4 separate regions of the Homo sapiens genome follow, and regions 2, 3 and 4 are each linked to region 1. A link is a contact called in ENCODE Hi-C or POLR2A ChIA-PET data. All regions are on one chromosome and are shown on one strand. Each heading gives the region's core, a stretch centred on a gene start or an enhancer-like site at or near the end of the contact. The rest is flanking DNA. Distances are from core to core; before and after follow the strand shown.

What was found. Hi-C counts contacts between places; a loop is a spot of excess contacts on that map. ChIA-PET counts read pairs that join two places held with the same protein, here RNA polymerase II (POLR2A). Pooled maps may share reads with other maps.
Region 2: a pooled map shows a loop between it and region 1 (4-fold over the local background). The contact joins two enhancer-like sites. A Hi-C loop is called at or near these places in 4 of 50 pooled maps. POLR2A ChIA-PET finds 5 or more read pairs at or near these places in 4 of 52 experiments (activated CD4-positive, alpha-beta T cell, activated T-cell and activated naive CD8-positive, alpha-beta T cell).
Region 3: a loop to region 1 is called in a pooled map, with 2.6 times the contacts of the local background. The contact joins the promoter of NEDD1 here to the enhancer-like site in region 1. A Hi-C loop is called at or near these places in 1 of 168 maps with a recorded cell type or tissue (CD8-positive, alpha-beta T cell) and 5 of 50 pooled maps. POLR2A ChIA-PET finds 5 or more read pairs at or near these places in 1 of 52 experiments (naive thymus-derived CD4-positive, alpha-beta T cell).
Region 4: a loop to region 1 is called in a pooled map, with 2.6 times the contacts of the local background. The contact joins two enhancer-like sites. A Hi-C loop is called at or near these places in 1 of 168 maps with a recorded cell type or tissue (endothelial cell of umbilical vein), 1 of 37 single-sample maps with no recorded cell type and 10 of 50 pooled maps. POLR2A ChIA-PET finds 5 or more read pairs at or near these places in 5 of 52 experiments (CD4-positive, alpha-beta T cell, PC-9, Panc1 and 2 more).

The regions. Positions count from the first base shown.
Region 1 is chr12:96,495,681-96,502,875 of GRCh38, reverse strand. CFAP54 (cilia and flagella associated protein 54) reads right to left here. Exons shown (of 68, transcript NM_001306084.2): 2 at 1,937-2,042. Among named protein-coding and RNA genes, the nearest start is that of CFAP54, 9.7 kb to the right of the region's middle. RefSeq lists an enhancer at 1,028-2,227. Within about 2 kb of position 1,660, at least 26 of the 41 ENCODE cell types and tissues checked have a DNase peak (open chromatin) inside an H3K27ac peak, as active enhancers do; they include CD8-positive, alpha-beta T cell, where a contact is called at or near this core.
Region 2 is chr12:96,174,031-96,180,476 of GRCh38, reverse strand. No RefSeq gene overlaps it. Among named protein-coding and RNA genes, the nearest start is that of LINC02452, 4.8 kb to the right of the region's middle. Within about 2 kb of position 3,341, at least 4 of the 41 ENCODE cell types and tissues checked have a DNase peak (open chromatin) inside an H3K27ac peak, as active enhancers do.
Region 3 is chr12:96,904,445-96,910,884 of GRCh38, reverse strand. It overlaps NEDD1 (NEDD1 gamma-tubulin ring complex targeting factor), which reads right to left and starts at 3,628. Exons shown (of 16, transcript NM_152905.4): 1 at 3,585-3,628; 2 at 3,029-3,281; 3 at 990-1,133. The coding sequence starts at 1,125. RefSeq lists enhancers at 2,806-2,945, 2,986-3,075 and a silencer at 3,316-3,595.
Region 4 is chr12:96,119,070-96,126,295 of GRCh38, reverse strand. No RefSeq gene overlaps it. Among named protein-coding and RNA genes, the nearest start is that of LINC02452, 50 kb to the left of the region's middle. Within about 2 kb of position 5,420, at least 3 of the 41 ENCODE cell types and tissues checked have a DNase peak (open chromatin) inside an H3K27ac peak, as active enhancers do.

The DNA.
Region 1 (7,195 bases), core at 411-2,910:
GAGCAGTGGGATTTTTATTCATTCAAATTCATGCTTATGTTCCCATTACAGAATCAGATGCCCCATTTCTGTAACCCACAGGGCTCAGTTACCTGGAGGGTTTCAGGGCAGGGGACATAAGCAGTGCTTTCAAAATGAGTCACTTGCAACCCTTCCTCAGCTCCCTCCCCCACAACTTCATCCCCAGGAAAAGCAACTGCCCAAGGTTGAACTGGCTGTCCAGTTACCTAGCCCCTTGGGAGGCATCTTCAGTCAAACACTGTTTTGTTTAAATTTCTATTAAAGATTTGTTTTTGCTCACTAATCCTGAATCTTTTCTGCTCTAACTTGAGTCATATAATAAATTCAAATCTAGGTTTAAAAAAAATTTTCCACAAGATGATCTTTACTACAACTAAAATAAAAATAGAGCCTAGAAACCAAAGTAACAAGTTCATTTTCAGAATTATAAATACCTTTTTTTTTTTTTTTTTTTTTTTAGGGACAGTGTTTCGCCATGTTACCCAGGCTTGTCTCAAACTCCTGGGCTCAAGCAAGCAATCTGCCCTCCTCAGCCTACCAAAGTTCTGGGATTACAGGTGTGAGCCACCATGCCCAGCCTGGCCAACATTCCCTTCAGTGAAAAGTAGATAAAACTTTTTCTTTGTTCCTTTAATTAAATATTAAAATATCCTATCTAGGCCTTTCTATCTAAAACATTCTGAATCCTTAGCTACCAGCCATCTTTAACTTGCTTTATCAGCTTCTAACATACACCTCTCTCCTCCCTCCACTAATATCCACTCCACCCACACAGACATTTCTCAAACAACCCTACACTGTGCTTTTTATTTGTATTACCAGCTTCTTATACTGAAAAGTGTAAGGATGGAAAGGGGGCTATCTTGTAATTCTTGTCAAAACTCTTATTCCACTTACATGAATAAAGCTTCCAAGTTGAATCTCACCCAGGTTTCTTTTCTGTAGCTTACCAAGCCCTGTATTTTCAAGTTTCTAAGACCCATGGTCCATTTATGTGGAACTATGGTTATTCTCTAGTTTTGGCAGAAGAAAATAGATCTTAGTTCTTCATTATGAAGTTCCACCACTCATATCCTCTATTTGGTAAATTTGTCTCCCAGACCAAGAGGATTAAAGTCCAGAAAACAGAGAGGGGAAAAATGAAGTTGAGAAACTGAAGATTGAGAAAACACTGAACACTGCCCACGGCTGGCCTAAGATCCCATTGTCTGACGTTCACATAACTTAGAATAATCTGGACCTAGGCCAGAGTTTAAGGGGGAAACTCACATGATCATTAATGGAAAACCCAGCCATGCTGTGGTCTCAGCAAACCAAGTCCACCGGTCCACAGCATTCCAAGCCCTAGACATTCAGGTAGAACTAAAAGAAGGACACAAACTCATTCTGGAATACAATACTGAGCAAGAAACAGGGTATGTATGGAATGACTGTTATAATTACATACAGCAAAACATTAAGAAAGAGTTGAAAGAGTTTAATAAACAGGGCACTGAAGCAAGCAACAGAGCTGCAAGGCCAAGAGCCCTGAAGGTTGACCACTGGGCAAGGCCAGCCATATGAAAAACAACAGGAAGTGGTGTCTGGGCTCCTTTGTATAAGGTAGGAACACGATGATTCAGCATTTCCTGTTGTGTGCCTACCACACCCTCTGTTAACCCGGCCACCCTCCTGCCCATCCACAGCCAGCTGCCTGGCTGTTCAGGAATGTCTCACCTCTGGGAAATCTCAACTACAAAATTAAAAAGCAACACTTTTTTGGTTACTGTGCCTTATTAAAATTTTTATGTACTCATTTATTTTTTTCTAAGAGAAAAATCAAAACATGTAAAATAGGAAGGGTATCAGACTAAATACTGTAATAATAATTAGCCAAATGAACTTCTTTTTGGCTCTTTCCTGCAGAGGCACTTACTTTCATTTGACAAAGGCTATCTCCAACCTTCAGAAGCTTTTCGTTGTAATAGTCTGCTGGCAGCCTGGGGGCGTATTTAGTCCAGATATTAAACAAAGAAGTGGCACTGTAAAAATCATAAAATAAAACGACATTGTCAAAGTCTGCAGGAAACCCCAATTAATTTGCAAGCAATCCTTTAAAACTTACCTTATGCTAAAGCCTTTCCAATGTGCCTTATTGTTAATGTCCAATTATTAATAATAAATGTAATTACAGTTAAAATTATTGCTTCCTATGTACCAAGCATTGATTGCAGCCCTTTACATATTTTTTTTAGATACTTTACTTCATAGAGCAATTTTAAGTTCACAACAGAATTGAGCAGAAGATTCTGAGATTTCCCATATATACCCTGTGCCCCCAAACATGCACAGCCCTCCCCATTATCAACATCTCCACTAGAATGGTACCTTTGTTGTGATGAACCTACATTGACACATCATTATCACCCAAAGTCCATAGTTTAGGGTTCACTGTTGGTGTCATCCATTCCATGAGTTTGGACAAATGTATATAATGTCTATCCACTGTGAAAATATCAGAGAGTAGATTCACTATCCTAAAAATCCTCCGTGCTCCACTTATTCATCCCTCCTTTCCCGCTTAATCTCTGTTAACCACTGATATTTTTACTGTCTCCATAGTCATGCCTTTTCCAAAATGTCATAGTTGGAATCATATAGTAGGAAGCCTTTTCAGATTGGCTTCTTTCACTTAGCAATATGCATCTAAGTTTCCTCCATGTCTTTTCATGGCTTGATAGCTCATTTCTTTTTAGCACTGAATAATATCCCATTGTCTGGATGCATTACAGTTTATTTATCCACGCACATGCTGAATGACATCTTGGTTGCTTACAAGTTTTGGCAATTATGAATAAGGCTGCTAGAAATACTGATGCGCACGGTTTTTTTTGTTTTGTTTTGTTTTGTTTTGTTTTGTTTTGTTTTTGAGATGGAGTCTTGCTCCTGTCACACAGGCTGGAGTGCAGTGGCACGATCTTGGCTCACTGCAACCTCCACCTCTGGGGTTCAAGCAATTCTCCTTCCTCAGCCTCCCGAGTAGCTGGGATTACAGGCGTGCACCACCATGCCTGGCTGATTGTTGTATTTTTAGTAGAGACAGGGTTTCACCATGTGGGCCAGGCTGGTCTCAAACTCCTGACCTCAGGTAATCCACCCGCCTAGGCCACCCAAAGTGCTAGTATTACAGGCATGAGCCACCGCTCCCAGCCCGATGTGCAGGTTTTTATATGGACATAAGTTTTCAATTCCTTTGGGTAAATACCAAGGAGCACAAGGGGTGAATGTTATGGTAAGAATATGTTTAATTTTGTAAAAAACCACCTGTCCTCCAAAGTGGCTGTACTATTTTGCATTCCCACCAGCAATCAATGAGAGACTTCATTGCTCCACATCCTTACCGGCATTTGGTGTTGTCGGTGTTCTAGATTTTAGCCTTCCTAATAGGCATGTAGGGTATCTTATTGTTGCTTTAATTTGCATTCCCCTGATTACATATGATGTGGAGCATATTTTCATATGTTTATTTGCCATCTGTATGTCTTCTTTGGTGAGGTGTCTGTTAAGGTCTTTGGCCCATTTTTAAGATCAGGTTGTTGGCCAGGCACAGTGGCTCATGCCTGTAATCCCAGCACTTCGGGAGGCCAAGAAAGGTGGATCACTTGAGGTCAGGAGTTTGAGACCAGCCTGTCCAACATGGTGAACATGGTGAAACCCCGTCTCTACTAAAAATACAAAAATTAGCCAGGCATGGTGGCGCACATCTGTAGTCCCTGCTACTCAGGAGGAGAATCATTTGAACTCATGAGGTGGAGATTGCAGTGAGCTGAGATCAGGCCACTGCACTCCAGCCTGGGCAAAAGAGCAAGACTCCATCTCAAAAAAATTAGTAAATAAATAAATAAATAAAAATATTTAAAAAAGTAAAATCAGGTTGTTGTTATTGCTGAGTTTTCAGAGTTCTTCGTATATTTTGGACAACAGTCCTTTATCAAATATGTCTTCTGCAAATATTTTCTCCCAGTTTGTGGCTTATCCTTTCATTCCCTTGACAGTATCTTTCATAGAGCAGAAATTTTTCATTTTAATGAAGTCCAACTTAACAATTCTTTCTTTCATGGATCATGCCTTGGTAATGTATATTCAAACTCATCACCAAACCCAAGGTCACCTAGATTCTCTCCTATGTTATCTACTAGGAGTTTATTTTTTATTTTTTGTTTTGAGATGGAGTCTCACTCTGTCACCAGGCTTGAGTGCAGTGGTGCCATCTCAGCTCACTGCAACCTCTGCCTCCTGGATTCAAGTGATTCTCCTGCCTCAGCCTCCCGAGTAGCTGGGACTACAGGCACGCACCACCACGCCCAGCTAATTTTTGTATTTTTAATAGAGATGGGTTTTCACCATGTTGACCAGGATGGTCTCAATCTCTTGACCTTGTGATCCACCTGCCTAGGCCTCCCCAGGTGCTGGGATTACAGGCGTGAGCCACGGTGCCCGGCCAGGAGTTTCATAATACTGCATTTTACATTTAGGTAGGTGATCCATTTTGAGTTAATTTTTGTGAAGGGCGTACAGTCTGTGTCTAGATTCATTTTTTGGCATGTGGATATCCAGTTGTTCCAGGACCATTTATTGAAGACACTGTTCTCCACTGAATTGACTTTGCTCACTTGCCGAAGATCAGTTTGTTGCCAGAAAAGGGGTTTTGATCCAGACCCCCTAGATTCATTTTTTGGCATGTGGATATCCAGTTGTTCCAGGATCATTTATTGAAGACACTGTTCTCCACTGAATTGACTTTGCTCACTTGCCAAAGATCAGTTTGTTGCCAGAAAAGGGGTTTTGATCTAGACCACAAGAGAGGGCTCTTGGATCTCGCACAGGAAGGAATTCAAGACAAGTCACAGAGTGCAGTGGGAAGAGATCATTCATTGAAAGCTACTCAGTTACAGAGTTGGGCAACCTCAGAAAGCAGGAAGATGAACACACTATCTTTGTTTTAAACTCTTCTTATATAGGGGTCTTATCTACGTAAAAAGCCAAGCTAAGTTAGGTCTACATGCAGGTAGGCCAACAGTGTAACGAAATTTATTACTCTGTTGATTTAAAGGAAACTATCCTCAACGTTTTCATGTGCAGTACATCAAGGCATAGCTATAATTATCTTGAAGGCGTATATTGTTATGGGTACTGGGACATCTGGACTTTCTGCTGTTGTAGGTGCTTGTCTTTGCAGGTATCTTTAGGTTGTTTCTTCAACTGTAAAAAATTGATGACCATGGGTCACGCCTGGCAAGGAATGTGCCTTGCTAATTTTAAAATGGAGTTGATTTTAAAATGCCATTACTCTGGCTCTCCTATGCTCCTGTTTCCCTAACAAGTTGGCTATATTTATGTGAGTCTATTTCTGAGCTGTGTATATTGTTCCATAGATTTGTCTATTCTTTCACCAATGTCACACTATCTTGAATACTGTAGCTTTATAGTAAGTCTTGAAATTGAGTCGTGTCAGTCCTCCAACTTTCTTCTTCTCCTTCAATGCTGTGTTAGCTATTTTGGGTCTCTTGCCTATATATGTACCTTTTTTCACTTCATTTTCACAACTCCAAGAAAGGTAATATCAATATCCCAAAGATACAGTTGATTAAGCTGAGGCTCAGTGCATCTATGCTCTTAACGACTACATGAATGAGCTTGCCAGTCCTCTGGAAAGTAAACTCCCCTGAGGTCAAGGACCTCAACAATATTATTCATTGCCCAGCCCCAACAGTAGTGAATACCTAGTACATGTAGGTACTCAATAAATATCTGCTGAAAGATGAATGAATGAATAAAGGATTGGGAAGAAAACATTATTTGTTCTTGTTTTATTTTTTCTTATGAAGGGCTCAGGGCTCAAATGGCCAGTCAATCCACTTAGAGCTATACTTCCCTCCACCAAGTAAAATAAAAACAAAACAAACAGCATTTTCAAAATGGTTTCTAACCAGAGTTTCAAACAGTAGCAGATCATTGCCTATTTTATTCATTCATTTAGTTAACATTTATTTCTTTCCTCTCCCTCAGAAATTATATATGTCTCTAGGAAAAATCTGAATATCCCTTAACAAGTGTCCAATCCTATCTCATAAATTTCTAGATAAGACTGAATATTTGTGACCCCTCCCCCACTGCCCCCCAATTCATATGTTGAAATCCTAACCTCCAGTGTGGTTGTATTTGGAAACAGAGCCTCTAAGGAAGCAATTAAGGTTAAATGAAATTATAAGATTAGTACTCTGGCCTGATGGAATTAATGTCCCTACAAGAAGAGACTCCAGAGAGGTTGCTCTTTTGTGATATGGTCATAAATTGTTTACAGTCTCCATGCTTGAGGACAAAGCAGCCTTCTACAAACCAGGAGAGGAGTCCTCATGAGAAACCAACCCTGCTGGACCTTGATCTGGGACTTCCAGCCTTCAGACTGTGAAAAATAAATAAATTTCTGTTGTTTAAGCCACCTGGTCTGTAGTATTTTGTTATGGCAGCCTGAGCTGGCTAATACAGGACATAAACTTAAGAACTGAAGATGGCTCTAATACTTATGATGTATGTGTTGGAGTAATAATGGAACATCTAAACAGAAACCTGTCAATTAATTCATTTGGGTAATTAAATAATATTGATTGAGTCACTGATTGAGTGAAGGAGACAATGCATTCCTCCTTCACAAACTGATTAATAATATATTTAGGTAGAAAAATATATGCATATACCAAGTAATAAATAACAATGACAAATAAATATAGCAAATATAAACCACAGACATTTAAAAGGGGAGAGGTGTTTTGTTTGCTTTATTACCTCTTTCACTTTCATTTGCTGCTTCACGAAATGCCACGGTATTTGAATAAATATAATGAATCCAAGAAATTCACCAAGTCTTACTAGAAGTCTTAAATTATGTAGATGAAATAATTAATTCTTCTAAACCTTACAGATGAGATAATGATGACTAGGTTTGTTACTCATAAAAGAAAAATACCAGCTTTGTTAAATCAATCAAGATTATATAATAAGAAAGAAAAAATCTCTTTTTTTGTTGAACCCTAAGTTCAGGTTAAGGCTGCTCATTGGGAATAGCTTACATAATGATTAAACCAAAAATATATAATATATACTATAGAATGTACATCATTTGAGAAGAAAATGT
Region 2 (6,446 bases), core at 2,092-4,591, 320 kb after region 1:
TGCCTGACTTTGAGTTTACCAAACTAACATGGAAACAAGAAATCTGCCTTAAACATATAATTTGGAGCAGAGTGGTATGATGAAGAGAAGCACAGATTCACTATCTTAGGCTCTTGTTCAAACCCTGCCGTGTGATTTTGGGAAAAACACTTCACCTACTCTCTTGAAAATAGTAGGCCCGAGGCAAGGGGTGGTTCAGAAAATCTCTCATGACTGAAACCCATTCACTTATTCATTCATGCATTCATCACATATTGCCTTAGCACCTACTATGTGTAAGGGACCGTGCCACAGGCAAGATTAGTAGACATGAATCTTGCCTTCAAGGAACTGCTAATCTATAGCTTTCAGATATAAAATGTCATGATTCAAAATATGATGATAGGCTGGGCACGGTGGCTCACACCTGTAATGCCAGCACTTTGGGAGGCTGAGGCATGTGGATTACTCGAGGCCAGGAGCTCAAGACCAGCCTGGTCAACATAGTAAAACCCTATCTCTACTAAAAGTACAAAAATTAGTCAGGTGTGGTGGCACATGCTTGTAATCCCAGCTACTTGGGAGGCTGAGGCAGGAGAATCGCTTGAACCTGGGAGGCAGAGGTTGCAGTGACCCAAGATTGTGCCGCTGCACTCCAGCCTGGGTAACAGAGCAAGATTCCATCTAAAAAAAAATGATGATAAACAGAAAATGTATTAGCACAGGGGTGGGATGATCATCTTAGGGAGGCTGTGAGCTACATGGGGAAGGGTCAGATGGTCTTAGGTTCAGACTCGGCTCTTTGGTCTTGGGCGAGTTCCTTGATCCCTTCTAGTTTCCACTTCCTTGTTCATAAAACAACGGGCATAAAAGATCCACTTTGGAGTGTTGAGAGGAGTAGAGCTGAATCATACAAAATACCCCACATGTAGTTGGTATTCAATAAACCACCTTCTCAATTTCACTCTCAACCCTCAACATCCATTTTCTATCCAAGCAGCTGATTGATATTTTCAAGAATGTAAAGCTGTCATATCACTTAGAACCCTCCATGCGCCCATTCAAATACATAGTAGGGAGAGCACATGCCTCCCCTGTTGAAGATAAGTTTGTTCTTGTCCAGGGCCTTTGAGCTCTTCCTTTCTTTTTTTTTCCTTTTCTTTTTTTTTTTTTTTTGAGACGGAGTCTCGCTCTGTCACCCAGGCTGTAGTGCAATGGCACCATCTCGGCTCACTGCAACCTCCGCCTCCTGGGTTCATGCCATTCTCCTGCCTCAGCCTTCCAAGTAGCTGGGATTACAGGTGCCCGCCACCGCACCCAACTAATTTTTGTATTTTTAATAGAGACGTGGTTTCACTAGGTTGGCCAGGCTGGTCTCAAACTCCTGACCTCAGGTAATCCACCCGCCTCAGCCTCACAAAGTGCTGAGATTACAGGCGTGAGCTGCCGCGGCCGGCCAGCTCTTCCTTTCTTGAAAAGTGATTGGTTCCTCGCCAGTAGGGGCTCGGCTCAAATGTCATTTCTCCAGAGGCCTTTCCTCATCATACATTCCTCAGCCCAGTCATCTCTATCCCATCCTCCTGTTTACTTATTATAACAGCAACCTCTGGTTATCTTGTTTCCTTGTGTGTTGTCTGCCCCACCTTCCTCAAGAAGATATATTCTCCACAGGTTCATTCCTTGTCTCTCCTCTTCTGCCAAAAGCTAAGGTAGAGCCTGGCAAATAATAGGGGCTTGATAATTTTTTTTTCTTTTTTTTTTTTTTTTTTTGAGACGGAGTCTCGCTTTGTCACCCAGGCTGGAGTGCAGTGGCACAATCTCATCTCACTGCAGCCTCTGCCTCCTGGGTTCCAGTGATTCCCCTGTCTCAGCCTCCCGAGTAGCTGGGATTACAGGCACACGCCACTATGCCCCACTAACTTTTCATATTTTTAGTAGAGATGGGGTTTCACCATGTTGGCCAGGCTGGTCTCGAACTCTTGACCTCAGGTGATCCACCCGCCTAGGCCTCAAAGTGCTAGGATTACAGGCATGAGCCATCATGTCCGGCCGATAAATATTTTTTGAATGTATATTGTTGTTATTATTCCTACTATCATTTGGTGGTTGGAATTTATCTAAGGAAAGATTCCTCAGGTTATATCTGTACTTTGAACCAGAAGAGGAAACTAGTTGCATGCCTGAAATACAAAGCTGGGAAGGACTAGTAGGAGGAAGGACGGTGTGGGCCCTGGAGGGAGTTTTGTTTTTGTTTTTGTTTTTGTTTTTCCTTTTGAGACAGGGTCTCACTCAGTTGCCCAGGCTGGAGTGCAGTGGCACAAACATGGCTCACTGCAGCCATGACCTCCCAGGCTCAAGCGAGCCTCTCACCTCAGCCTCCCAAGCAGCTGTGCCACCATTTCTGGCTAATTTTTTTTATTTTTTTTTTTATAGAGAGGAGGTTTTACTATGTTGCCCAGGTTGGTCTCAAACTTTGGACTCAAGCGATCCTCCTGCCTCAGACTCCCAAAGTGCTGAGATAACAGGTGTAAGCCCCATGACTGGCCTGATGGAGTCTTTTAATGCAATAGAAAGAACTCCAGGCCAGGTGCAGTGGCTCACGCCTGTAATTCCAACACTTTGGTAGGCCAAGGTGGGCAGATCACCTGAGGCCAGGAGTTCAAGACCAGCCTGGCCAACATGCTGAGACCCTGTCTCTACTAAAAATGCGAAAATTAGCTGGGAGTGGCAGCATGTGCCTGTAGTCCCAGCTACTTGGGAGGCTGAGGCAGTGGAATCACTTGAACCTGGGAGGTGGAGGTTGCAGTGAGCTGAGATCATGCCACTGCACTCCAGCCTAGGTGTGCAGTGCGAGACTCCATCTAAAAAAAAAAGAAAAGAAAAAAAAAAGAGCTCCAAATTTGGAGCTAATAGGTCTGAATTCTGGGCCTAATTTTACCACAAGCTACCTCTGTTCTTTAACTTCTCAGAACTTAGTTTTTTCATACATATTTTTAAAAAAATGATTGGACTAACTTGGCCTTAAAAGTTCCCTCAGCTCTGAAATTCTGTGCCTTAAGAATGAGCCGCCTCTGAGGAAGCCCAGAAGTGTGTGTGTGAGATGCTACAGGAAAGCTTAGAAGGGAGCAGTGGGTTTGCCCCTCTCTGAGCAAAACTACTACTCAGATCCTTGACACCCATTCACTCCAAGCCAGACCTTCCCCTCACCACACCCTTCCTCATGCTCACCACAGCTGCTCAGAGATACTGACTAAATGAACAAATGAACATCCCCTGGAACCAGCAGAGAGTGGAAACTGAAAACTCAATGACTCAGTAGGAAGGACCACTGAGTCACGCAAGCCACTTCTTGTTTTCTCAGTGTACTCCAAGCCAAGTCCTGACAGGGTGGGAAGGCAGCAGAGCTCTAGCTCTAGTAAGTCCACACATAACAGCACTGCAAGGAGAAGGCCTTCAAAGTCAAAGCTGGAGGTAGGAGGGGAGGAAATGAAACAGTCACTTAACCTTTGTTCCAGTTATCTGCAGCAAACCCTACTATCCAACTAAAAGATCATATAGCCTGATACCTTAAAAGTAATAAAATCAGTTTCTAGAGTACCAGATATAAAAGGGGCTGTATCAGTTACCTATTCCTATGTAACAAATCACCACTTAATGGGTTAAAGCAGAAACCATATTATTTGCTCACAACTCTATGGGTCTGTGATTTGGTTGAGTTCAGCTAAGCGGTTCTTCTGCTGGTCTTACAGGAATCACACATGTGACTATGGTCATCTGGCAACTCAACTGGGGTTGGATGATCTGAGATGGCCTCACTCACATGTCTGGTGGTTGGTGCTGGCTGTTGGCTGAGCCTCTCTTTCCACATTATCTTTCATCCTTAAGGAAGCTAGTTTAGGCTTGTTCACATGGGTACAGCATCATTGCAGGAATGACAGTGGAAGCTGCAAGATCTCTTAATGCTCAGACTCAAACATAATGTTACTTCTACTACAATCTGTAGGTCAAAGCAAGTTACAGGGCTAGCCCAGATTCAAGGAGACAGGAAATAGATTCTACTTCTTAATAGGAGAAAAAGCAAAAGTATGCCGCAAAGGGAGCAAACATGCAGCGATGGGAGAAGTTGTGGCCCTCTTTATAGTCAACCTACTGCCAAGACCTTGATGCTCATGCAGTCCTCTCATTCTTTTTTTTTGAGACAAGGTCTTACTCTGTCTCCTAGGCCAGTGTGCAGTGGCATGAACACAGCTCACTGCAGCCTTGACCTTCTAGGCTCAAGCAATCCCCCCATCTCATGTGCCCACAAGTATCCGGGACTACAGGTGCACACCACCATGCCTGGCTAATTTTTGTATTTTTTGTGGAGACAGGGTTTTGCCATGCTGGCCAGGCTGTTCTTGAACTCCCAGGCTCAAATAATTCATCTGCCTTGGCCTCCTAAAGTGCTAGGATTACAGGTGTGAGCCACCACGCCTGTCCAGGCCTATCATTCTTGAAATGAGGAGTCTGATACACAAATAAGTTAAGTGCCTTGGTCAAGTTCATAGAGTTAGTGGCACATCCAGAATGGGAACCTATGCCTCCTGCTTGTCAGTCCAATGTTTTCACACCTTCAAGGACATTTTCTACCTGCAGCCTCTTTCTTCTTTACCCAAACCTAGTGACAGAGCCAGTCTTTTGAGCCACTCCACTTGTCAGAGCCATTCTTTAGACTGATATGGCTTTAGGAACAGAATACCAAAGCCCTATTTCCAAGGCTGGCCACAGCTGCCTTAGTTCTATGAATCTCCCTAACAGGAAAGGAGATTCCATTTCATCTTCTGGTCCCTTGGGAGTCTATTAGGCTCCCAGGCCATAGCTAGATTGGACAGACAAATCTCCTTTTGCTGGATTTTTAAAAGGTATTTCATAAAATAGTGCTTTGTATAAGAAGAAATGTTCAATGTCACTAATCATCAGAGAAATACAAATCAAAACGACGAGATACCATGTCACCCCAGTTAAAATGGCTTTTTTTGGCCAGTCTGGTGGCTCATGCCTGTGATCTCCAGCACTTTGAAAGGTCACGGCAGGAGGATCCCTTGAGTTCAGGAGTTGGAGACCAGCCTGGGCAACATGGTGAGACTCTGTCTCTAAAAAAAAAAAAAGTAAAAAATTAGCCAGGCATGGTGGCACATGCCTGTAGTCCCAGCTACTCGGGAGGCTGAGGTGGGAGGATCACTTGAGCCCAGGAGTTCAAGATCAGCTTGAGCAACATGGTAAGACCACATCTCTACAAAAAATTTAAAAAAAAAATTTAAAAATGGCTTTTATCAAAGAACCAGGAAATAACAGATGTTGGTGGGGATGTGGAGAAAGAGGACCTCTCATACACTGCTGGTGGGAATGTAAATTAATACAGTTACTATCGAGAACAGTATGGAGATTACTCAAAAAACTAAAAATAGAACTATCATATGATCCAGCATTTCTACTACTGGGTATATATCTAAAAGAAAGGAAATCAATATATTGAAGAGATATATGCACTCCTGTATGTATTGCAGCACTATTCACAATTGCCAAAATAGGGAATCAACCTAAGTGCTCACCAGCAGATGAATGCATAAAGAAAATGTAATACATATACACGATGGAATATTATTCTGCCATAAAAAGGATGAAACCCTGTCGCTTGCAGCAATTCAGATGGAACCGGAGGTCACTGTGTTAAGTGAAATAAACCAAGCACAGAAACACAAATGTCACATGCCCATACTTTTTAGTGTGGGAGCTAAAAAAGCAAATCTTATGAAGATAGAGAGTAGATTGGTGGTTACTGGAGGCCAGGAAGGGTTGGGTGAGGGGAGATGAAGAGAAGTTGATTAATGGGTACAAATATATGGTTTGACAGAATACATAAGACCTAGTATTAGATATTAATAGATCAGTAGGGTGACTATAGTTTCCAGTAATCTATTGTGTATTTCAAAATAGCTAGAAAAGGGCTGGGTGCAGTGGTTCACACCTGTAATCCCAGCACTTTGGGAGGCCGAGGCGGATGGATCACCAGAAGCCAGGAGTTCGAGATCAAAATAGCTAGAACAGAATTTGAATGGTCGTAACATAAAAAATAGACAAATATTTAAGGTGATGGGTAGCTCAAGTATGCTGATTTGGTTTCTACAAATTATATGAATGTATTCAATTATCACATGTACCCCAAAACTATGTACATCTATTATATATCAATTAAAGCAGTGCTTTGTAGTTGTCATTTTTAAGGCAATACATCTCTAGTATATCTTGGAAGGGTAGTGACAAAATCTGTTAGATACAATACCACTGTAAAGAATTAGTTCACCAGGCTGGGTGCAGTGGCTCATGCTTGTAATCCCAGCACTTTGGGAGGCCGAGGTGGGTGGATTACTTGAGCTCAGAAATTCGAGATCAGCCTGGGCAACATGACGAAATTCCATCTCTACAAA
Region 3 (6,440 bases), core at 2,379-4,878, 410 kb before region 1:
TACTTTGGTGTTGATAAAAATCAGATAAATGTTAAATCTTAATTTGTTAAGAAATAGCGTATGAGTTTCACAAAAGAAAATTTCTAACATACCAATTACATAAAACATTTTCACATAAAAGGTGATAGGAGCACTGTGGTCACAGCAGTGGTTCTCTACTGGGAGTGATTCAGGCAATTCTGGAAACGTTTTGGGTTGTCACAACTAGAGGCTATTGGTACCTAACGGGTGAAGACCAATAAACCTCCACGTGGTACAACATACAGGAAAGGTCCACAACAAATTTTCTGCCCCAAAAAGTCAATAGCACAGGGTTCAGAAACCCTAGTTTACAGTCTTCACTCCCTCATTTTATTTTATCCACATTGAGGAGCTCACCAAGACAGGGAAGGTGTCAATCAGAAACATAAAAAGCTTAGAAAAGTTCAATCTAGGTAACTTTACTATGTCTGTTTAGGAAATGTAATTTTCATCACACACACAGAGAGGAAGGAAGATATGGAGAGTACATTAGTAAGATGGAGATATTGGGCAATTTTTTATCTCCTCCCCAACTTGCTTCTGCCTTCAAGTTCTGTCTTTAATTTTCAGTTCAGATCCACAAATACCCAAATGTAGATGCAAAAACTCATTCCAAAACCTTTTGGAATTATTTCCACAACTACCAACCTTATTCCATTTGGTTCAATAAGAAATTTTTGATAACTAATTCTATGGTGTAGACAGAATATACTTTTTTTAATAGCAGTGTTTTCAAATGAAGTGGGTTGTAACTAAATTTTTTTTAAATGAACGCAACAGATAAAATCAGAGTGCATTCATATGATATATTGTTTTGTAAATTACTATTTTACGTTATCTATCCTTGGTAGCAATGCAAAACACATTACTCAGTATGAGGCACATGCAAAAGTTTCATTGACAGTGGTTGTTTAACCTAATAAGCGGTTTGTGTGTGTGTGTGTGTGTTTTTTTTTTTTAAAGGATACTATTGCTGCTCCAACATATTGAGCTGATTCCATGTGGTGATGTGTGTGGGTTGAATTTATCCACCAATGTCATAGATGAAGCATCCCATATTTTAATATCATCTCCTGATGAAGCAAATCTGAGGTTTTCCTGCATGACTGCGCCTACAAATAGTTTAAAACAATGTATTTTAAAAACATTTAAGAATAGACATACTCAAAAAAAGGTCAAAATCTAATCTAAAACAAGTGGCTCTAACTCATTCATTTTTGTTCCAAACAGTGCAGTCACCAAAGCAGTTGAAGTGATTTTCCTAAAACATAAGCCAGGTCGCATTCTCTTAGCTGACCCTTCCAATGGCTCCTCACAGTAATGATAATGAAATCCAGCCTCCTTAGCCTGCCTTACATGTCCTGGCCCCCATGTAACTCTCCTCTTTCTTTTCACTGGCCTTCTCTCTGCCTCATGCAAAGGCAAAGTCATTCTCACCTCAGTGTCTTTTCATTTGCTGCTCCCTGTGCCTAAGATGTTCTCCCCAGATTCCCATGGTCATCTCCTTCTCATCATTCAGGTCTTAGCTCAAATGTTTCCTCCTATGAAAGGCCTTTCCTGACCACCCTGGCTAACGCAGTCCCTTCCTTACCTGGTAAGGGACTTAGCAGTTTACCCTATATCCCAATACCTGATTTCATTTTTTTCATAGCACTTCCTAATATCTGAATTTTTTTTTTTTTTTTTTGAGACGGAGTTTCACTCTTGTTGTCCAGGCTGGAGTGCAATGGTGTGATCTCGGCTCACCACAACCTCCGCCTTCCAGGTTCAAGTGATTCTCCTGCCTCAGCCTCCCGAGTAGCTGGGATTACCGGCATGCACCACCACACCCGGCTAATTTTGTATTTTTAGTAGAGACGGGGTTTCTCCATGTTGGTCAGGCTGGTCTCGAACTCCTGACCTCAGGTGATCTGCCCGCCTCAGCCTCCCAAAGTGTTGGGACCACAGGCGTGAGCCACCGTGCCCAGCCACTATCTGAAATTTTTATTTGTTCTTATAATGTCTGTCTCCCCACACCAGAGTCTTGAAACATTCCTGGCACACAGCAGTTTCACAACAAATAACTACTAATAAGTAACTTCCTAATTTTTAAAAAAAGTATGATAAACTAGCATTTCTGCAGGTCAGAATCCAGTCACACCAGTTTTTCCAAAACTCTAAAATTAGCAATATGGTCAAATGAGACGCCACTAAGTCCCTATACCAATACTTGGACTACGATGCCTTCAATCATTTATTCAGAGCATACAGCTGAAACACGTAATTCTAACAAGGTGATTTCACAAACCAAGGAAGTCTAGAAAACAGAAGGCAAAGAAGCTGCTCTAGACAGGCACTTTAAAGAGCAACAGGTAGTAATGAACGATAAGTGAGAAAAAAAGATGCTCAAAAGTACATGGGAGAAAAGGAAAGGGAGAGGGCACAGAATTATACCTCCCACACCTTCCTAGTATGGAAAGTGCAAGACTACTGCACAGCATTAGTGATGTCACAGGCAGGTCCCCGAGTCACCAATACAACAGCACACCTACGTCTAGTATAAGCCATTTCAGAGGACAAGTTAAAGACAGAATTATAGAAACGTTTCATTCTCGAGACAAAAAGTTAATGTAATTCACTCATGTGCTTCCTTATGCTCCATTCATCCGATACAGTGCTACTAAAAGCCATTAAAGTCACCTGCAGAGATGTAACACAATGTTTGGATTTGGAGCCTTAAACATGTGTAACACGTGCCCCCTTGGTTCCCAAGTCAAGGAACAACTAATGAATTGCTGGAAAAGCGAGCTCTAAGCCCTGTAAACCACAACTGCAAGCTGTGTCTAACTGCATCGTAACCAGGCCTGGTGAGCTGCGGGGTGTAGTGGGTAGATCACTGAGGCCTGGGCTCAGAAAAACTGGGTTCAAACGACCTGCTCCAACTTAGGAAACACAACTCGCCGGGTGATTTAATGTTTGTTTTCGGCTCTTAAAGCGGGGCGGGGAAGAGGACCATCTGCCCACCTACCTCGGTCTTCTAAGAACTGAGCATTAAGGGAGAGACTTTACATGAGTCCCTCAAAGACGGTCCCGTCGAAAGCTAGCAGTCAGGACACAAGGCGGTAACGTCGGCCTGGGTTTAGGGACAGCGGCTACAGGAACCAATTCAACTACACCACTCAGCTGAAATGAAAGTTCTCCAACTTTCAATCACCAAAAATACACTTTACTTGCAGGACAACAGCTCAAGTGAGGCTAACCTGTAAAATGCATCCAAGTACCTGCCAAAAGAAAAGTACTTGAGGTTGACAAAAAAGGAGACAGACTTGTGGAGACGAGGCAAACTTTTCGGAGGCAGCACACCCCACAAGGCTCCGGGAGGTGCGCGACCCCGGCCCGCGCCTCCCCGGACACTTCCCAGCCCAGCGCGCCGCCGCGCCCCCGCCCAGCAACCGCTCCGGGCGCGCAAAGCCCAAGGACCGCCGCCCCGCCCTCTGAGGGGGACGGAGCGGGTCTTAGGATCGGGAGGGTGCGCGGACGCGGCGGGCGGGGGCCCGCTGACCTCAGGGCCTCCGGAACCTCACCTCTCCGCAGCAACACAACAGGGGGCCGCGGCCGGCTCCGCGCTGGGCTTCCGGCTCCCGCCTGGACTGTTAAACTTCGGCGGCCGGAAGTCCCGCCCCGAGTGACGTCACGGGGCGAGGCGCTGCGTGCGGCTGTGGCTTCTGGCCGGACAGAAGTCGGGGTACAGAGGGTCTGGTCAGGGCGGCGCTGGGCAGCCGCGGGGGAAGTTATCCCAGTGTCAGGGCGGGAACTGCGGGCCGGGGCGGCCCTCTCCACGCCCCAGCGACGGAGCTCCGGCCACTGCCAACTGCTTGTCATTCACTTGCTGTTTACTGTGTGCCAGGCACTGTGCTAGACTCTTGAGTGTACAGTGATGGTTTAGCCTGGGGATACAGGGGTACAGTGAATTCTCGTGGTCCTTGGCCTTGTGGAGCTTACAATGCACTATAGGAAGCTGACGTTATTAGATGCTTAAATGGAAAGTGAAACTATGATAATGAAAGGTATAAGATGCACGAAGACCCATAATAAGGGAAACTATTGTGGATGTGGATTTAGGAAAGGATTCCTACATGCGATTTACAAGCCAGGAAACGCGCTCAGGCTGAGAAATAACCCAAAGAGTAGGCGTCTGCACTAACCTACTTCAAAACCCATGATCTTTCTTTCGCATCATGCTGCGAGGTCCGGAACATCAAACATCATCTGTTTGGGAATTCTTTTGAAGGGGATACTTCAAGGTGGAAAAGGAAGTTGCTGAGCCGAGTTTTCAAGTGCCCCTTCCAAAGGTCCTTTTATAGCTCTACTGACAATTTTTGCTAAGAATATTTATCATAAATATAGAGCATTTCTTCTGCAAAAAGTGTTATTCTTTCATCACAACTACATGGGGTGTGTTTCTGAACTAGGTACATCAGCCCCAGTTATCTGCATTCATATTGCAGATAATTGGAAAATTCTAATAAGTGCATTTTTTCAGAGCAGAAATTGAAATCGTAGCCAAGTTACTGAGGTTCATGGGGGAGTGGCAAAAGGAGAAAGATAGCAAGCAGCAACTACCTTAATTGTACAGTCTGCAGTTCTTGAGGCTATGAAATCCAATTTGGGCAGGGAGGAGGCCCAGAAAGTTGGGAACTAAGAAAGTACGGTAAGGGAGTGGGGGCAGGGAGAATGGGAGCAAATGGAGAAAAGAAAACTTCAAACAAAAAGGGCAATTAATTAAATCTCTGAAAATTGAAGCCAGCAGGAAAATTGAGACTAGACTATATGAAAATATATATAATAATACATGTAATATAATATATACATATTATATGATATAATACTAGTTATACATATAAAAATAGATATTTATTGAACACTTTACTAAGCACTGTATTTGTGTATATAGACGTAATGTGTATGTATGCAATATATATATAATTTCATCTTTCTAAAAACACATGAAGTATGTGCTATTATTTGTCCCCATTTTACATATGAGGAAATAGAGGTTAAGTAACTTGTCCAAGGTTACAAGTTTAATAAATGGTAGATTCAGAAGTTAAACCTGGGACCATGAGACTGCAAAGACTGTCCCAGACCTTTATGCTATACAGTCAAGAGCCATAACACAGCGTATAGGGCCAAATGGAAACCTCCATTCCTCTGTCCTCACTGATGCTGCGGCCTCATCAAATCTTACTGGCCCTGAAACAGTCCTGTCATTTTTGTCCGTGCCTCTGTGCCTATGTATACACTGTTTCCTCAGTTCTGTATAATAGTTTAACGAACAATAGATGCCAAATGTTAGAAGCCTTGCTAATATATGAATTATATAAACATATACAGATTTCCAAAAGTAGCCATCACAACAAAGAATATTTCTAGAGACAAAGAGAAATATTTCATAATGATAAAATGGTAAATAACCACAAGCCATTATCAATTTTAAGTGTATAGGTGAACGTAAGAGAATTTTGAAATATATGAAGAATAAGTATCAAAGCTAAAGGAGGAAAAAAGCATACCCATAGTCATTGTTGGAGACTGACAGAATTTTCTCAGTAATTCATAGAACATCCAGATAAGAAAAACAAATCAGAAAAGATGTGGAAGATCTGTACACTTATCAACTATTTTAACTGACATTTATAGAACACTATAGCCAACTACTGCAGGATAAACATTCTTTTCAAATACACATGAAAATGGAGCATATATTGGGCTATAAAACAAGTCAATTGATTTTTAACAGAATAAATCTTACAGACAATACTCTCTGATCACAACAGTATTAAATATAAATAAAAAACAATAACACATCTAGAAAAGCCCCAAACGTGAAATAAAACAACCTTACTTCTAATAACCCATAGGTGAAGGAAAAAATCAAATCACAAATATTAATAATAACAGAAAATATTTGAACCGAGTGATAAGTAAAATACAATAAAAATTCATGGAAACAGCTAAATCAGTGCTTATATTATGAAATCAGTGTTTATATTCTGAAAAAAAGAAAAGTCCAAAATCAATGATCTATGCTCTCTCTTAAGAAACTTAGAGAACAAATTAAACACAAAGATTACAGTACAGAACAATGAAATTGAACAAAGATGAACAATAGAGAAAAATCAATGAAACCAAAAGCTGATTTTTGAAATGATTAATAAAATTGAGAAATCTCTAGCTAGACTTACCAATAAGAAAGAGAAAACACAAATTACCAATATCAAGATTGAAAGAGAAGCCATCAATACAAATCCAAAGGATATTTACAAAAATAAGGGAATAGGATAAACAACTCCATGTCAATAAATTTGGTCACAACTAAAACAAATGAATACCTTGAAAGACAAGTATTAAAACTGACACAAGAAGCAATAGATAATATG
Region 4 (7,226 bases), core at 4,171-6,670, 380 kb after region 1:
TTCTCTCTCTCTCTCTCCTGACATATGAAGATCTGTCTGCTTCAACTTTGCCTTCCACCATGATTGTAAGTTTCATGAGGCCTCCCCAGAAGCAGAAGCCTGGACAGCCTGCAGAACTGTGAGCTGATTAAACCTCTTTTCTTTATAAATTACCCAGTCTCAGGTAGTTCTTTATAGCAGTGCAAAAATTGACTGATACTCACTCTGATGTAATCTGAACCAGTCATTCAGACCAGAGTAAAAAAGGTGAAGAAATAGTTCCAGGCCTTTGGGAGGCTGGGGTGGGTGGATCACGAGGTCAGGAGATCGAGACCATCCTAACATGCTGAAACCCCATCTCTACTAAATATACAAAAAATTAGCCGGGCATGGCAGCGGGTGCCTGTAGTCTCAGCTACTTGGGAGGCTGAGGCAGGAGAATGGTGTGAACCCGGGAGGTGGAGCTTGCAGTGAGCCGAGATCGCACCACTGCACTCCAGCCTGGATGACAGGGTGAGACTCCATCTCCAAAAAAAAAAAAAAAAAAAAAGAAATAGTTCCAGGCTTTCAATTTGCTCCAAGAGTGTGCTCTTTGTATCAAGAATATATTATCGTATAAATGTTGAAGCCAAACATCTGAGTTTGAATGTGGCAGGTGGGGGGTTGCAAAAGATGTGATCCTGCTGTTTCTAGCATTGTACAGAAATCAATCTATTCCATATTCAAGTGAATTTGCTGAATTGCTGATCAAAAAGGACTAAATCCATTAAAACCTTATGTCCTATGCTGCAGGGGCATCAAGCTTGTGTGCTTCCTGGGACTCTCTTGTGCATCGATTTTAACTTTTTTATGTGGACAACCTAAGTGGGAACTGGAGCATAGATTGGCATCATCATCCATTAAGTGTTTAGCTTCTTTGTTAAACAATGTTCCCCTGCAAATGTTCATATTGTAAACACCAATAACCACTAGATCCCTTGTGTTCTTAAAAGGCATAGAAAATTGTAAAATTTTTAATGTGGATACAAAATGGCTCACATTCAAAGAGCAATAAGCCTTATCAAGGCAGAATTCTACACAAGGTCTTTTTACTTGATTTTGTCCCAGTGGCAATAGAGCAGGTTATCCCCTAACAGCTGATCTTCACTTCTTCGTTTAATAACATAGCCTCTGAATCTTAGCCAGATCCATGACTGTTCCACTAAAAACTATTTTCTAGCCTCCCTTGCACTTGGTTGAGGTTAGAAATACATTTGAACTGATGTAGGCGACGTGATCTGGGCAAAAGTGATAAGTACCACTTCTGGTCCATGACCTTAAAGGAAAAGGATAACACCCTCACTTCTTCCTTCTCCCCTTTCTGCAGGCTGGGATACAGCTATGATGGCAGGACCTGGAGCAGCAATCTTCAACCATGAGGTGGAAGACTTCTGTTGAGGATAATGGAAAATCAAGGTGGAAGAAATTTGAATTTCCGTGATTGTGGAGCCCCCGCATTAGCCTTGGACTGTTGATGCTCTGACTGAATTACAGGACAGAAGATAAACTTCCACTTGTTTAAGCTACTGTTATTCTGACCTTTCCAACAGTAGCCAAACTAGTATCCTAACTAATATCCTAACGCTTTGGGCACTGGAACCTTAACTTTAGTAATTTACATGTTTTTTCCTTTTTTTAAAAAATTTATTTTTTGTAGAGACGGGGGTCTTGCCATGTTGCCCAGGCTGGTCTTTAACTCTGGGCTCAAGTCATCCTCCCACCTTAGCCTCCCAAAATGCTGGGACTACAGGCATGAGCCACTGTGCCTGGCCCTAATTTAGGTGTTTTTTCATACAGTAGAAAAAATATATGTTGTTCCAGATAGATAGATAGATAGATAGATAGATAGATAGATACACAGACAGACAGACAGACAATACACACACTCATACAAACACTTGAGAGATTTATTAACTAGGGATTTAGAGGATCACTGCAGAACTGGTTGTAAAGAACTCATCCCACACTCTGCAATGTGAAGTATATACAACTCATTTTATTTTTTTGAGACAGAGTGTCGCTCTGTCACCCAGGATGGAGTGCAGTGGCACAATCTCAGCTCACTGCCTCAGCCTCCCGAGTAGCTGGGACTACAGGCGCCCACCACCATGCCCGGCTAATTTTTTGTATTTTTAGTAGAGATAGGATTTCACCGTGTTAGCCAGGATGGTCTCGATCTCTTGACCTCATGATCTGCCTGCCTTGGCCTCCCAAAGTGCTGGGATTACAGGCATGAGCCACCACGCTGGGCCCATTTTATTTTTTATATAGAATGTTCTAAAGGCTATAGAGTGAATGATAATGAACCTCCAGTGAGGTGGCAAAGAGCACAAGTTCTGGAACCAGACAGACCAGCTAAATGACCAGGGGCAAGTTACTTAACCTCTGAGTGTCCAGGTTGCCCCATCTGTACAAAGCAGGGACCATGAGGATGACCTGAGATCATACAGGTAAGACGCTTAGAACCAGACATTAGTGCCTGGCACATACCAAGCACTGAATAAATATTAACTACTACTATTATTATTAGTTACACTAATTAGCCAGTAATGATGCTATAGAAATGTGGCTAATGGAATAATTCTAGACTTTTCTTGATCTATTTGTACGTATCAGACGTGGTCTTATTCAAGACATCTAGTCAAAAATGTTTACTTCTGGCTGGGCATGATGATTCATGCCTGTAATCCCACACTTTGGGAGGCCAAGGCAGGAGGATCACTTGAGCCTAGGAGTTCAAGACCAGCCTGGGCAAAATAGCAAGACACTGTCTCTGCAAAAACCAAAAGCATTAGCTGGGCATGGTGGTGTGCACTCGAAATCCCAGCTACTCAGAAGGCTGAGGCAAAAGGATCACTTGGCCCAGGAGTTTAAAGTTACAATGAGCTATGATTGCACCACTGCACTCCAGCCTGGGTGATCCAGCAAAGCCCTGGCTCTAAAATTCAAAAAGGGGAAAAAAAGGTCTACTTTTGCCTGGAATGCCTTATTAACGAATCCTAATCTTGGTTTATGTGCATCCTCCAGGTAGTATCTGAAATAGTACAGCATCGTCTCTTTGTAAATTGATTTCTAAAGGAAGTTTGAACAATAGCAATAGAAGTTTAGATATAGCTGTCTGTCTCACTGGAGCCATCACCTCTGGCTTCTCCTTGCTGTGGACAAGGCTGTAATTTATCCTCCTCTCTGATGGCCACAGTCATCTCTGCTCATGGCAGTGGGGGCTTGGAGAAGTGGATTTACTGAGTAGTGAATGAAGTTTAACCTTCACGGCCTTTCATTTGGTTGGGCCCATTCTAAAGCTCCAAGCATTCCCTGCCAGGATTGCAAAGACCATGGGGCCAGTCCTGGGGCTGCAGGCAGGGTGGATAGGCTTTTTGCATCATATGCACAGCCACCCAGTGCCCACCTGCTGTTGGTGGACCTCCAGGAGGCTTCTAGTGCTATCTCTGATCCTAAGAAGGAAGGTTTGAACGAGATGCCGCTCTGTTCCCTGCTCAGAGGCTACTACAGCCAGGTTTCATGGCCACCCCAGGACTAGCCGGAACATGGAGTGGCAAGGAGCTGGCTGAGCTGGACCGGCTGCTGTCAAAGACACTGTTTGATTGGCCGGGTGTGGTGGTGCATGCTTGTAGCCCCAACTACTCTGGAGGCTGAGGCGGGAGGATCTCTTGAGCCCAGGAGTTTGAAGCTGCAGGGAGCTATGATCATGCCACTGTACTCCAGCCTGGGCCACAGAACGAGACCCTGTCTCTAAACAAAATACACTGAGCAAGAAACCATAGAGGATGTTGGAGGAGGAGCATTGCCAACAAAGAATTCTGAAGCACAAAGAAACTTTTCTAAACTACCAACATTGGCCAGGCAAGGTGGCTTACGCCTGTAATCCCAGCACTTTGGGAGGCCAAGGCGGGTGGATCACCTGAGGTCAGGAGTTCAAGACCAGCCTGACCAACATGGTGAAACCCCGTCTCTACTAAAAATACGAAAAATTAGCCAGGCATGGTGGTGAGAACCTGTAATCTCAGCTATTCGGGAGGCTGAGGCAGGAGGATCACTTGAACACGGGAGGCGGAGGTTGCAGTGAGCCGAGATCGCACCACTGCGCTCCGGCCTGGGCAACAAGAGCAAAACTCAGTCTCAAAAAAAAAAAAAAGAATAAAAATAAAAATAAAAAATCAACATTAGGAGAAAAAAAAAACATGCAAGAGGAAAGCCAGGATTACCTTTCTATTCTCTAAAATAACTATTTTACAACATTGTTGTTATGTGAACAGGTAAGACGGAATGCAGTCAAAACTGTAGGAAAAAACAGTGTTCTTGAGGTGACTCAGGTAGTTAATTAGCAGAGAAAATATTATGTTATTTTAATGGATTTTGTGGTGTTTGTGGTATTTGTCAGCTTTTTAAAAATTTGTCAATACTCATTTCATACCTAAGCTTGTACTTGTAATTTTGTACTCTTTTCCTTAAGGAGCCTCTCTGAAATTGGGTAAGCCGTGACACCCACAACAGCTGAATTTTCCCCCAGGAGAGAGTTTACACCCACTTCAGTGAGAACACTTTTTTGTTAGTGTTTTAGCTGAACACTGACTGGCCATGTTGAGTGACACTTTCTGGGCAATGTCATTAATCGGCCCCCAGAAGCAGGAACTCCAGCATCCGTGGAGAATCAGTTGATGCACAGGTCCGGGTGCCTTGCACAAGGATTAGTGATTCATCTCCAGGGGGTAATGAAAGTGAATGTGGTGTTTCCTTTTGATTCCTTGCAGCTCTCTTTCCAAATATCATGAATGTGCAGTTACTTCCTAACGGTAACTGAAAGGTCAAGAAAAGAGCTTTCACTTTTGGCCTTTCTGGCCTCAAAACCTCAGTTGGCTACAGTCTAGTTGCATTGGGTGCACTGACTGTGGTCTGGGAAAGTCACTGTCTTATCTCCCACATGCCCCTTTCATGCTTCTCTGCTCCACCACATGAGATGTTGAATGGAGTAAGGCAGTTCCATTTCTAAACCCAGCAAAGGAAATAGGCTGAATTTTAAAGATGATCTTGGCTAGTGTAATCCCCTTCCCTTGGAAATGAAGCTGGAGGGGGTGGGGAGGAGTTGAGGATGGGTCAAAGGTGAAGAGAAGGATGGAGCCTGCTTGTGGACCATGACATGTCATTCCTCACTGCTGTGACCGAGTACAAGACACAGAATCTCTCATGTGAACCTTTGTGATACTTAAGAGTTCCCCAGACAAGGCTTGCCCCTACCCCCAGCCCAGTCTCCACAGAAGGGCCAGAGCTGTTTATAATAAGATCATATCACACTTCTGCTTAAAATCCTCCAGTGGCTGCCCATGGCCATGACAACAAAAGGCACACTCTATACTGCGGCCTAGGAGACCTCCCACAGTGTGGCCACTGCTTCTGCTTCTGCTAACCACACATCCCCCACAACCCAGTCCCAGGCCAGTCTGCGCTTTAGCCTCTCTCCCTCCCTCCCTCCCCCTTTTGTCTGCCTAACTTTCTCCCTTCCTCTCTCCCTCCCTTCCTTCTTTCCTTCCCTCCCTCCCCCTTTTGTCTCTCTGCCTTTCTCCCTTCCCTCTCCTCCCCACCCCTCCTCTTCCATCTTTTTCTTTATAACAGCTTTATTGAGGTATCATTCACATACCATACAATATCACCCATGTAAAGTATGCAATTCAATGATTTTTAGTATATTTACAGAGTTGTGCAACCAGCACAATAAATTTTAGAACATTTTCATCACTGAAAAGAAACTCTGTACCCATTAACATCCTTCTTATTTACCCAACACTCCTCAACCCCAAGCCCTAGGCTACCACTAATCTATTTTCTATCTTTATAGATTTGCTTATTCGTATATTCCTTCTAAATGCAATACCATATACAGGCTTTTGTGCCTGGCTTCTCTTACTTAGCATAGTATTTCTGAGGCTCATTCATATTGTAGCATATATCCGAATTTTATTCATTTGGCTGAATGATATTCCATTGTATTGGTATTCCACACTTTATTTATCCATTTATCAATTGATGGACATTTGGATTTTTTCCATGTTTTGGCTATTATGAATGATGTTGCGTGAACACTTGTGTGTAAGTTTTTGTGTAGACATGTCTTCAATTCTCTTAGGTAAACACCTAGGATAAGAACTGCTGGATCCTGTGATAACTCTATGGTTAACATTTTGAGGACAGACAGACTCTTTTCCAGGGTGGTTAAACCATTTTATATTCCCACTAGCAATACAGAGTATCAGGGTTCCAACTTCTCTACACCCTCATCAACAATTATTATTTGTCTTTTTAAAAATAGTCATTCTAGCGGGTGTGAAATGGTATCTCCTTGTGGTTTTTATTTGAATTTCCCTCGTTATACATCTTTTGTTGTGCTTATTGGACATTTTGTGTATCTTTCTCGAAATATTTGTTCAGATCCTTAATCCATTTTTTTTCTTCTTTTTTTTGAGACAGAGTCTTGCTCTGTTGCCAGGCTAGAGTGCAGCAGCACGATCTTGGCTCACTGCAACCTCTGCTTCCCGGGTTCAAGTGGTTCTCCTGCCTCAGCCTCCCAAGTAGCTGAGACTACAGCTGCCCACTACCACGCCCAGTTAATTTTTGTATTTTAAGTAGAGGTGGGGTTTCACCATGTTGGCCAAGCTGGTCTTGAACTCTTGACCTCAAGTGATCCACCTGGCTCGGCCTCCCAAAGTGCATGGATTACAGGCATGAGCCACCGCGCCTGGCCTATTGACCCATTTTTAAATCGGGTTGTTTTCTTTTTGTCGTTGAGTCATGAGTTCTTTATATATCGTGGAGAGTAGACCCTTATCGGACATATGATTTGCAAGTATTTTCTCCCATTCTGTGGGTTGTCCTTTCACTTTTGATGGTGTCCACTGACGCAAACATTTCTAATTTTTATTAAGTCCAATTATCCATTTTTTCTTCTGTTGTGTATGTTTTTGATGTCATACCTAAGAAAGCTTTGCTTAACCCAACGTTATGGAAACTTACTCCTATATTTTCTTCTAAGAATTTTATAATTTTGGTTTTCACATGGAGGTCTATGATTTGTTTTGAGTTAATGTGTGAATATGATATGAGATAAGGGTCCAACTTCATTCTTTCACATGTGGATATCCAATTGTCCCAGATCCTTTTGTGAAGGACTATTCTTTCCCCCATTGAACTGTCTT